Linked DNA regions of Mus musculus: region 2 is linked to region 1. The links are chromatin loops, found by intact Hi-C in ENCODE. Cell type or tissue: gastrocnemius. All regions are shown on one strand. Each heading gives the region's core, and the rest is flanking DNA. Links, peaks and the distances in the headings are about the cores only.

Region 1 (5,383 bases), core at 192-5,191:
CAAACCTAGAGAGCAGGCACTACTCTCTTCATTTTAAAGACGAAGAAACAAGAGTAGAGGTTATTCCAGGCCACAGAGCTCTTAAGTGGAACTGGAGGGAAGAAAAGAAAAAAGGAAAGAGGCCTGACCTTAGATAACCATTCACTCTCCAATGAGAAAAAGCTTTCCAGTACGGAGACTTGCATCCCACCACCCCATGCATTTTAAGCCCTGCTGATGCATCAGTAGCTTTTATTTTGACACCAGATCTCACTAAGTTGCTTGAGTGGGCTTTAAACTCAGGCAGTCCTTGAACTTTTATTGTTCTCCTCCCCCAGTCTCCCAAGTAGCCTGAGGGCGAGCCCTTCCTAACACTGACCTTCAAACACTGACCCTGTGAGCTTCCAGGTTAGACCCACATTGTCCCTCCTTGCCCCTAATTGCCCCTTTGAGTACACACACACACACACACACACACACACACACACACACACACACACACACACACTTAGGATTGGCCATTTGGCCCACGGCTAGGATGACATGGCCCTAAAGTACTCATCCTCAGAGTCATCCTTCTTGTGCCTTTCAGGACACCCTGGGAATGGAAGTCCAGGGACACAGGTGGCCTCAAATCCTCTGTGTGCCTCTTCGGGAAACAGTGCTGCTCTGTGGAAAGGAAGCACAAGCAGGGCCATGACCACACAAACTGCTCAGGTTACCTTCTTTATGACTGCCTCTGCTTTCTCCTGCGTTCTCTTGCGTGAGGTGAGGCCTCTCTTGTATGATGGTGCAAGTCTCTAGAGGCTCTTGAGGAGTGGAATCCTGATTTAAAATAAAAATGTTTTTGAAAGAAGCTGTCATCGGTGGGCTTAATGGGGCAGCATTTGACAAGATTGCACGGTGGGGTGGGGCGAGCATCCTGGGAGCAACAGGATTTTAAAGGGAGAAGAGAGAGACACTGTGCACTGCTCTTCGGCCATCAGACTGCAGAGAATGTGGATCTCCACGAATTTAAATTTCCTTCAAGGATTCCATGTTGGGAAGAGGAAAGGGCTACAACCTTGGTGCTAGCCACAGAAAAGGATTTGTCTCCTGGAAAGAGACCTCACACAGTTCTCGCAACTTGTCTGACTACCTTGCAGGAGAAAACAGAGCTGAACAGATGATAGTGGGCCGAGCCACAGCCTGGCCAGGACTGCTTAGGGACGCATGCGCCTCTCCTTCTCATTAAACATAAGCCTCATGTTTATGTCGCTGCACCCCAGGGATGTCACTGGACCCCAGGGATGTCAGGACCCCAGTGTGGGAAGCCCCAAACGCCATTACAAGATGGCGCTGGTTTCAATAAGCCAACACCCATGAATATGGGTAAACAACCAATGTGCGCATGTGCATAAGAGTTTTTTGCCGAGTCACTGCCTGGCCCGAGGCATATTAATGAGGTACTGGTAGCATAACCAATCAGGTATGGACACGTCACTCCTAGGCCTATATTAGCAGCGCCATTTCTGGGGCTCAGGGTCTTTCGCCTACGCAGTCCATGCTCTCCCAATAAACGTGTTGCAGAAAGATCCTGTTGTGGCGTCTTACTTGCTGGCAAGTTGGGCGTCCCACACCCCAGGATGTCACTGGACCTTAGAGATGTCAGAACCCCAGGGATGTCAGGACCCCAGGGATGTCACTGGACCCCAGGGATGTCACTGGACCCCAGGGATGTCAGGACCCCAGGGATGTCACTGGACCCCAGGGATGTCAGGACCCCAGGGATGTCACTGGACCCCAGGGATGTCAGGACCCCAGGGATGTCACTGGACTGCTCATTGGTTCTTCTCCCCATATAGTCACTCAGTCATCTCTTTCTGATTTGTACTCTATTCCATCTTAACAGTCCTATTGAGAACTTGTGGCTGAGACTAGCCTGTTCGGGCTCCCAATGCCCAGACTCTGATTCTAACATCTCTGGTAACAGGCGAATCCATACAGTATGGGACCTTCAAGACTATTGGCCATTTGGGTATGAAACACTACCAAGAAGGAGAGGAGAGCAAAGAGCTCTGGGAGAAGGGAAACTGAAGGGGGCATTAATATTTAGATGATGTCCTTCATCAGCCCATCAGGTGGCTCTGTGTCAGTGAACATGAAACAGCTGAAGCTGAATGAGGTCTTATCCTTGGCCAGCAGATATTGGGTGTATTTTTCTGTACGTGAAGCAAGTGGGTTTTACACGGCTAAAAATATGCTCATTTGGAATGTGTTCCAAACAACTGGATTCGTAAAAACATGACTCTACTGTCAGCAAGCTTTTGGATTGAGGGTGCCAGCTTCTTGGGGGAAAATCAATAGTGAAAAAGCTGACATAAATGGGGGTTCTTGCACTTTTACACACCTGCTAACAATAGCTGGACAGACCTTCAACTGCACAGTGAATCTGTGACTCCATCAGGGCCAGTTTGACACCCTAGTCTCTCCCACGCATAAGTATATCAAAATTCTGATTTAAAGGCCATGCCATGATATCTACCGCTCCATCTCATGACCTAATGTAAATAGAGAAATATTACATTCATACAAGAATTCATACGCATACAAAAAGAACAAAGAGAAGATTCCTTAATCTGTAACAATCTATGCAGCAGGTTGGGTGTAGGAAGGTGACATTTGTAGCTAGTGTTCAAAATCACTCCACCAGAAGGTGGCAGTATAGCATTAAATATTAGACTGTCTGCCATAGGTCTTACACGTTCTTGGTATTCTGATCACTAAGTCTAATAAGCCTGTGCAACCCTAGAGGTCTGGAATGACATGTGCTAGACAATCCGTCCGCAATTCTGCACAGTACATTCTTCCATGCTGCTCAGAAATTCGGATGAAGAGATTCACTTCACAGAGTACATTAACTTGCAAAACCTTGGTGGCCTCCCCATCTCTGACTCCACAGAAGCTGAAATACTGAAAACGACTAATCCATTCTGTGTTATGAAATATTATTATTATTTTGTGGGGCTGACAGTCTTTACATCAGCAAGGAATTGAGGCAGGAGCCAGCCATTGTTTCTTTTTCTAATTGGTTGGCGGTGTTTGTTTTGCATGCTGGGGACTGAGCTGGTGGGCTACGGAGGGTACAGGACCCACACATCCTCTACCAATGAGCTACGCTCCCAGCCCTATTTAAGCTCTCCAGTTCAGATCTGACTTCTGCTCTTGGGCTCTTTTATGTTTTCACATCTCAGAAGCCGGCCTTACCCCCATCAACTCACGGGCTGCTCATTCTCAAAATCCCCTTGTTGCTAGCATTAGTAGGGTCAGAATCTGGACCCTAAACTGAGCCCGGGTCAGAACTTGCCTGGTGGTTTTGGCCTACCCCCTCATAGGGCAAAAGAGGGCAGGGGAGCAGCCTGAGGCTCAGCTCCAAGTCAGTAGGGGAGTGTGTGAATCAACCTCTTGGAAGGCCGTGGCCTGAGCTTTAAGTGGGCCCAAGTGAATGAGAAGGGCTGCAGTAAAGGAGCGGAGGCCGACTCCACCAGGGACTGGATTAGGTGAAGATCGAAGGCAGACTCCACCAGGGACTGGGTTAGGTGAAGATCAGCCCGCTTTCTCTACCGTTCAGGCTCTCTCTAACCACACACTTAAAGCCATCTGCCTAGGTTGGTGCTAAAGCTCCACAGTACCATGCTATAAATTCCTTTGCTTGCCACGCCTAGAATGTTCATTCAGCTTGATTCTGCTCACTATTATAGAGAGTCGTTCATTCCAAGCAAGCAGATACAGCCCAGAGGCCAGTGTGTAGCCTTCTCACCTTTTATTTTCATACAGCAAATCAAGGGAACAGGATAACAGCAGCTCCTGAATATTTATTTGCTTGTTTGTTTATTAGCGTGGCGGCCTTCTAGGGCTCCAGAGGCTTGTTTTATGGGCACCAGTCTATTGGGGTTTGTTTTAAAATGTTACAGTTTCTCTTTGCCTTTTTGAAAAATAAGCACATAACGTCCCTTTCAGTCAAAAAGTTTCAGTGCATGCCTCTATCTGCTCTGTGTCAGGATAGCTAGGGGACAGATAGAAGAGACACGAGAATAGGTGTGCTCCCACCCCCACTCTCACCCTGGCTCTTCTTGTCCTCCTGGCTGACACCCAGGAGTTTCACCAGAACTGACCAGACCTCCCTGTCTCCACTTTTCTGAGAAACATTGCAAGCGTGATTGTCAAAAGACCATGCCTCAAGTCTACCCTCTTTGTGACCTACTTTCAAAGGAAGGCTTTCTTTGCTCAACGTGTTCAGCACGGTTAGTGTTCCCTGCACCCGCTGGAGCCCTGCACGATCCGCCACGAACCAGAACTCACCGTTCAGGAAAAGTCAACGTGGTAGCAGATACTTTCCTTAACATCTTGACCTGGTTGTAGATTAAGTCATTTCAAACCCCGGCACCACACGCAGACTCACTGCTGAGTGCTTACTACCTGTGAGCCTCTCTTCCCATGCAACTTTCTTTGTACTTAATCAACAGACCTGCTTAATTTGGTTCACTCTGACTCTTCCAAAAATGCTTCTCTACGTCAGACCCAGATGCCCAGGTTCTGGGGTGGCTCCCTGGGCTACACTGCCAGCAATGTCAGGTTGTGTCTCTGCATCTGGTGACATCGGGATGCCACTTGTATGGGAGCCACCTTCTGGGTAACTGTGGACAGATTTTCTGGGGACAGTTGTTTTTCAAGCTAATATAAGTTGTCTTTCCTTTCTTTGACTCGTCCTGGAAACAGATTCATGTTCATTTTCTCTGCCCCAAACTGCATTTAATGGTTTGTGCATGTCATAGTAACATCTAATAGTAATGGCTCAGTGCTTCTCCACCTTCCTAGTTCTGCGACTCTCTAAAATAGTTCCTCGTGTTACGGTGACCCCAACCATAAAATTCTTACATTGCTACTTCATAACTACTATTGCTACTGTTGGGAATTGTAATGTAAATACTTGCGTTTTTCAGATGGTGTTAGGTGACTCCTCTGAAAGGGTCATTTGACCCCCAAAAGTGTCCCAACCCACAGGTTGAGAACCACTGGATTAGGAAATTAAATCTTATTCATTTAACAGGTGTTTGCTGAGTACACTGTTTTAAGACTTTCAGACAAGAGATTAAAAACTCCTCTGCTTTAGGCCGCTTACATGAAATGTGTCTTAGTTAATATATTGTTACACGATTGTAACACTATCTGGAATTTTGATGAGACAGTGACATTTCAATCCAATTTGGGAGATATGGTGAACAAGTTACACTCAACACACACACACACACACACACACACACACACACTTCTTTAATTTTAAAATTTATTTAGTGTGTGTGCACAGGTGTGGAGATCAGAAGCCAATTTGCAAGAGTGAGTTCTCTCCTTTCATGGTGCAGGT
Region 2 (5,383 bases), core at 266-5,265, 82 kb after region 1:
GCAGAGGACACCTTTGTGGAGTTGGTTCTTTCTTCTCTATGCAGACTGCCAGAATTCTCATTCCCTGGGCTTGGGTGGCAAGTACCCTCACCTGCTGAGCCATCTCCCCAGCCTGGTGGGCATTTCTAGCACCATTCAAAGAAACTCCATGTTGAGGTTTGGTGTGCTGCTATGACTTTTAGTGCTAATTTCTGGGTCCCAAGGTCTAGTTGCCTCAAGAGGAGTGAACTCTCACCCACACCAGCTTCTTTATGCAAACCGTACTCCATAATTTAAAACTAGCGTTTGAGTACAAATGGCTACAGCCAGTTACTGGAGGGCATAGAGGATGGCAGGTTTTCAGTTGCCAGATGGGGGCACTGGGGGAGGGAGGAGAAAGGGAAAGATCAGCAGAGGAGGAGGAAGCCTAGCTGAGGGGGGATGGACTATGAGCACGTGGCCAGGAGAAACAGCAAGGGTTTGGGAAACACAGCTGGGGAGGCAGCCAGGCCAGCAGTTAGAAAAGAAGATTAGGGGTGATACCTCAGTAATGGTCAAAGCCAAATACAATAATGTTGTAAGCTCATTCATTTGTAAGCTAGTCAAGGGTTAAGCTTGAATTGGTTCAACTACAACTCCATGCTTATCAGCTTCCATTCCCTCGATGCCTTGCTCTCTGCCTTGATCAGCTACTAATCTGTCTGGCACCCGTGGGTTTGGTGTTCCTGGACATTTCCTTTGTGTGTACTCACCAATATAGTCTTTAGCCACTGATTTCTTCCCCTTAAACAGTGTTTTCGAGGAGTGCTCCTTTTTGCTGCTAAGTACCGTTCCCTTGTGTGCCTCTCCAACCGTTATTTGTGAGATGTTGACTGAATGGGACTTGTATACGTTAGAATGAACCACATAGGAGACACCTGCTAGATGGTTTCTGATGTATTTGGAGGAGAGACCCTAAGTTATTCAGTACTCCTAATTTGTTAAGCAAGTCAATTACCCATTAGCTCTAGTCTTGAGCCATTCTGATGTTTCTTTGTTGTAAATTACAGGTATTTTTCCCCACAGTTTTTCAGAAATTAAAAAACAAAGTTGTCAAATAAGTAATACATTTTTTAGAAAATGGGCAAAAGCTTGGGTTTACATAAAGGGCATATTGTATCCATTCATGAACTACACGTAAGCAGGAGCTATTCATGCAAACCACCTCTTTAACATTTCTGTTGTAGCTGATGTCTTTGCTAGTAATGTGCAGACTTATTTTGCCTTTCTAAATACATTAGTCATGATAATAACGGTCAAAATGAATGCTCACAAAACACTTGCTGTATGCCTGGCATGACCCCCATGAGGTTACATAGATCAGCACATAATACTTAAAACTAAAACCAGTTACATAATTTACATGGCTCAGAGCAAAATGAAAATTCAAGGCCTGCTGTTTACAGATCAGACAGAAGGTGCCATTAGCAGTAGGCACTTCAGCAGAAAGCTTTGCCCCTTTTTTCCTGATACTGTTTTCGTGTGTGTGAGTGTGCTACTTAAAATTTTAAATAAAAATAAATAAATAAATATTAGCATGCATCTTAACATTTATTTTTCCATCATGCAGTGTTCATTTAGATGCAAATATAAGCCCTTCATTCACATGCAAACTCACCACACTTACAATTTGTATTTCATAGCTCATATCTGCCTATGCGTTTTGGTGCTAACTGGAACAGTGGAAAATGCACCAAACTTAATTGTTTCTAGCTGCACCTTTTCAGGACTGCAAGGACCGTCCCTCTGAGCTGCTCTTCCTACCCACGCTGCCGCTGCCTTTCTTTATGGTGCTGTGTCACCAGGGAACATGAAGAATGGAAAGACAACAATGGAGATTCACTCTTCCTTTTTCCTTTTATGTTGTCAGTTTTTCAGCTGAAGCGGTTGATTACGCTGGGATGCAATATTATGTGTGTCTACATGTCTGTGTGTGGGCTTGTGTGAGTGTAGGTGCCAGAGGAAGCCAGAGGTGTGAAGTCCACCAGGACCTGGAGCTACAGATGGGTGCGAGCTGCCTGATAGGAGTCCTCAGGACCAAACTGTTGTCCACTGCAAGAGCAAGATGACCCCCTAACCACTGAGCCGTCCTTCCATTCTCTAGGAAGCAACTTCAACTTTCCATCCTCCCCCAAAACCCGTCAGATCTTTAATAATTGCTTTCAAATGTATGGATGCCTTCCATGTAACAGATTGCCAAGTTTTTAGTTTTTTGGTTTTTTTTTTTTTCTTCCTCTCTCTTGACTTTGTTCTTTCATGTATGTTCTCAGCTCTGTTTGTAGAAATGTCAAGTGCTGAGCAATTCTGGCATGTGCAGTTTGTTGCCAAGTATGAAATTACCCCTTTCAGTTTCGCTGATCGGCGTGTACACAAGTGCTCTGAAGTCTTTGGAAGGGCCGCCAAATGGGAACTGGGGGAGGGGCTTGCCCAAGGTGTCAGGATGAGAAAGCCCTGGGGCTGTATGTGCTCACATTGTGAGTGCTAGGAATCACGTACTGTGCACTTGAAGTCGCCTGAGAGAACGGATCTTCGGATCTTCGCAGTTCTCACCACACACATAGTGACTAGGGGCTGGAGAGATGGCTCAGAGATTAAGAGTATCTGGTTCCTCTTCCACAAGAGCCATATCAGTTTACAAGCGTCTCTAACTCTAATTCCAGGGGATATGTCGTCCTCTTCTGGCTTCTGTGGGTACTGCATGTACATGGTGCACAGGTGAAGGCAGGGAAAACACTCATATATAAAAAACATACACTAGAAGAACATCTCTCAGGTGATGGAAATAGTAATTATATTGATAACTTCACAGTGTATATGGACCAAATCCCATACACGTTCAATGCACACATTTTGTCAATTGCCCGTCAGTACAGCTGTCCTTAGACAAGTGATTAAGCAGTGTGTTTAAGTTCCTTTGCAATTCTGTAATATTAATAAACAAATCTGTTTTGCAAGATATATTGGAACTTGGTTATCTAATGATTTTAATGTACCAAATAGAGATATTTGTAAGAACTGCCTATTTGGGCTTAATTTAGTAAAAATTAGAACTTTAAAATTCTCTTTCTTAGTTGAAGGAATGACAGAAAGCAAACGTTTTACCCGTTTTAAAATCAGAATCTTCTCACTCCAAGCATATAACAACCCAAAACAACTTCTTAATTCTGCTTCATTTTTCTCCAGGATTACTGTGTATGTGCATGTGAGTGTGTGTGTGAGAATGAGTGTGTGTGGTGAGTGTTCATATGTGAGTGTGCGTTTGTGTATATGTTCACGTGTGTGAGTGTGTGTGCATTCGTAAGTTTGTGTGTGAATGTGAGTGTATATTTCTGTGTTAGTGTATGTGTGTGTGTGTGTGTGTGTGTATGTGTGTGTTGTGTCCCAGGCTGAATTCAAGCTTGCTACATAGTCAAAGATGACTTGGAATGTATGATCCTCCTGCCTATCTTCCAAATGCTGGAATTACAAGTGTCCTGTTTTATGAGTCCTTGGGATTGATCTATGCATACTAGGAAAGCACTCCCAGACACACTCTCAGGCCTGTTATGTCATTTTTATTTTACAGATTTATTTTTTATTGTCTGTTTCCCTGACACATTAGTTATTTTTTTTTCTTGTTGCTGTGATCAAACCTCTACCAAGAAGCAACTTAAGGGAGGGAGGATTTGAGCCTGCAGTGTAGAGAGATCCAGATCGTTATGGTAGGAAAGACATGGAGGCAGGGACATGAGGTGGATGACCTCATCACATTCACAAGGGGCAGAGAGAGGTGAAGGTTGCGACTCAACTTCTATTCTCCGCTATATTTAGTCTGGGACCCCAGCCGGAGGCACGGTGCTACCCTCATTCAATGGAGTTCTTTCTCATCCCTTAGCATTTCTGCAAAAGCCTTTATGACATGCCTACAGTTTCAAAAACCCATTTAAATCAACACCCATTTAATATATTCTAGATAGTAGCAGGGTGTGGTGGTTTGAATATGCTTGGCCCAGGGAATGGCACTCTTTGAAGATATGGCCTTGTTGGAGTGGGTGTGGCCTTGCTAGAGAAAGTGTGTCACTTTGTGGGTGAGCTTTGAAAGCCATCTCCTAGCTGCCTGGATGCCAGCCTTCTCCTGTTTGCCTTTGGAACAAGATGTAGAACTCTCTGCTCCTCCAGCACCATGCTTGCCACCATGATGATGATGGACTGAACCTCAGAACCTGAAAGGCAATCCCAGTTAAGTGTTGTCCTTAATAAGAGTTGCCTTGGTCATGGGTGTCTCTTCACAGCAATGGAAATCCTAAGACACAGGGCTACACCATTCGCAAACATATTCTGTACACAGAACAGTGTTTGATAAATGATAGGTACTTAATATTCTTTGTTAGATCATTAAAAGTTAGAAATTCCAATCACTGATGCATTGGGAGAATTGCTTTCCAGTGTTTGGACTTTAAGAAATCATAATGAAGGTAAATTATTGAACAAATCATTAAATGTTAAGCATAGGGGGCACTGGAAGTAATTTTAATAAGGTTAATTTATACCTTGATGAATTTCAAATGTAATCAACAGTTAGCAGCAAACACATCCATTCTGAAAACACGTGATAAAATCAGGCAGAATCCGAAGGTGAGAGTGTGGCTCTCCATCTTCATTGCCAGAGTTTCCCAGCGACCTTTGGCTGCTCTTATTTTGACCTTCTGAACCTGCTACTGCCCTTTGTGGTGAGAGCTTATGGCTAGAGGCTCCCATAAGGACAGAAGCTTGAGAGTTTTGACCCCAGATGTAATCTCTATAGTGTCTGTATTATTGAAGAATTCAACTCTGAAGGGGAGAAAGAAAACCTAGTGGACTTGCCTTATGCCGTTGCTGACTTTTTTTTTACTTGAATTGAGGAATGTAAATAAGAGAGGAAAGCCTGAATGTCACTTAGTAAAAATATTCTAAAAGTTTGAACACAGAACTGTTGTCTGCAACCAGATATTGAATTGAGAGAGTCCCTGGGGATAAACATCCTTGGCCTTTATGGATCAGTAGTCCTCACCATTGATGAGAGGGGAGGGTTCAGATCCCAGCAACAGCGGTAGGTAACAACTTACTACACATTTTGAATCCATTGGGAGGAAGCTCATTCCCAGCTGCCCCTCTACCAACCCTTGGAATGGTGCCTCCCTTATTTAGGCCAGATCATTCCACGTTGTTAACCTAATCTGGAAACTCCCTCCCAGAAAAACAAACAAACAAACAAACAAACAACAAAACAAAACCAAAAAACCCCAGGGTTTTGTTTCTATGGTGATACTGAATCTCATCAAGGTGGCAACCAAGTTTAAACACCTTGGTGTGTCAAGGGGATAGACATTCACCCATGCCAGGATTG

What was found. Peaks named below come from ENCODE experiments on the same cell type or tissue, not always from the same donor. Only the 100,000 strongest peaks of a DNase experiment are listed, where the experiment ranks them.
Region 2: a loop joins it to region 1, with 9 times the contacts of the local background. A loop is called at or near these places in 15 of 42 quality-filtered maps.

What each region holds. Positions count from the first base shown.
Region 1 is chr3:82,996,526-83,001,908 of GRCm38, forward strand. Gm30097 (a long non-coding RNA gene) reads right to left here. Exons shown (of 5, transcript XR_375748.2): 2 at 702-804. Among named protein-coding and RNA genes, the nearest start is that of Fgg, 8.5 kb to the right of the region's middle. In gastrocnemius, for the core only: a CTCF peak has its summit at 2,662 (motif pointing right); a DNase peak (open chromatin) is centred at 2,692.
Region 2 is chr3:83,078,282-83,083,664 of GRCm38, forward strand. No RefSeq gene overlaps it. Among named protein-coding and RNA genes, the nearest start is that of Plrg1, 25 kb to the left of the region's middle. In gastrocnemius, for the core only: no CTCF peak of the experiment used is centred there; DNase peaks (open chromatin) are centred at 364, 2,471 and 2,653; H3K4me3 peaks cover 502 bases.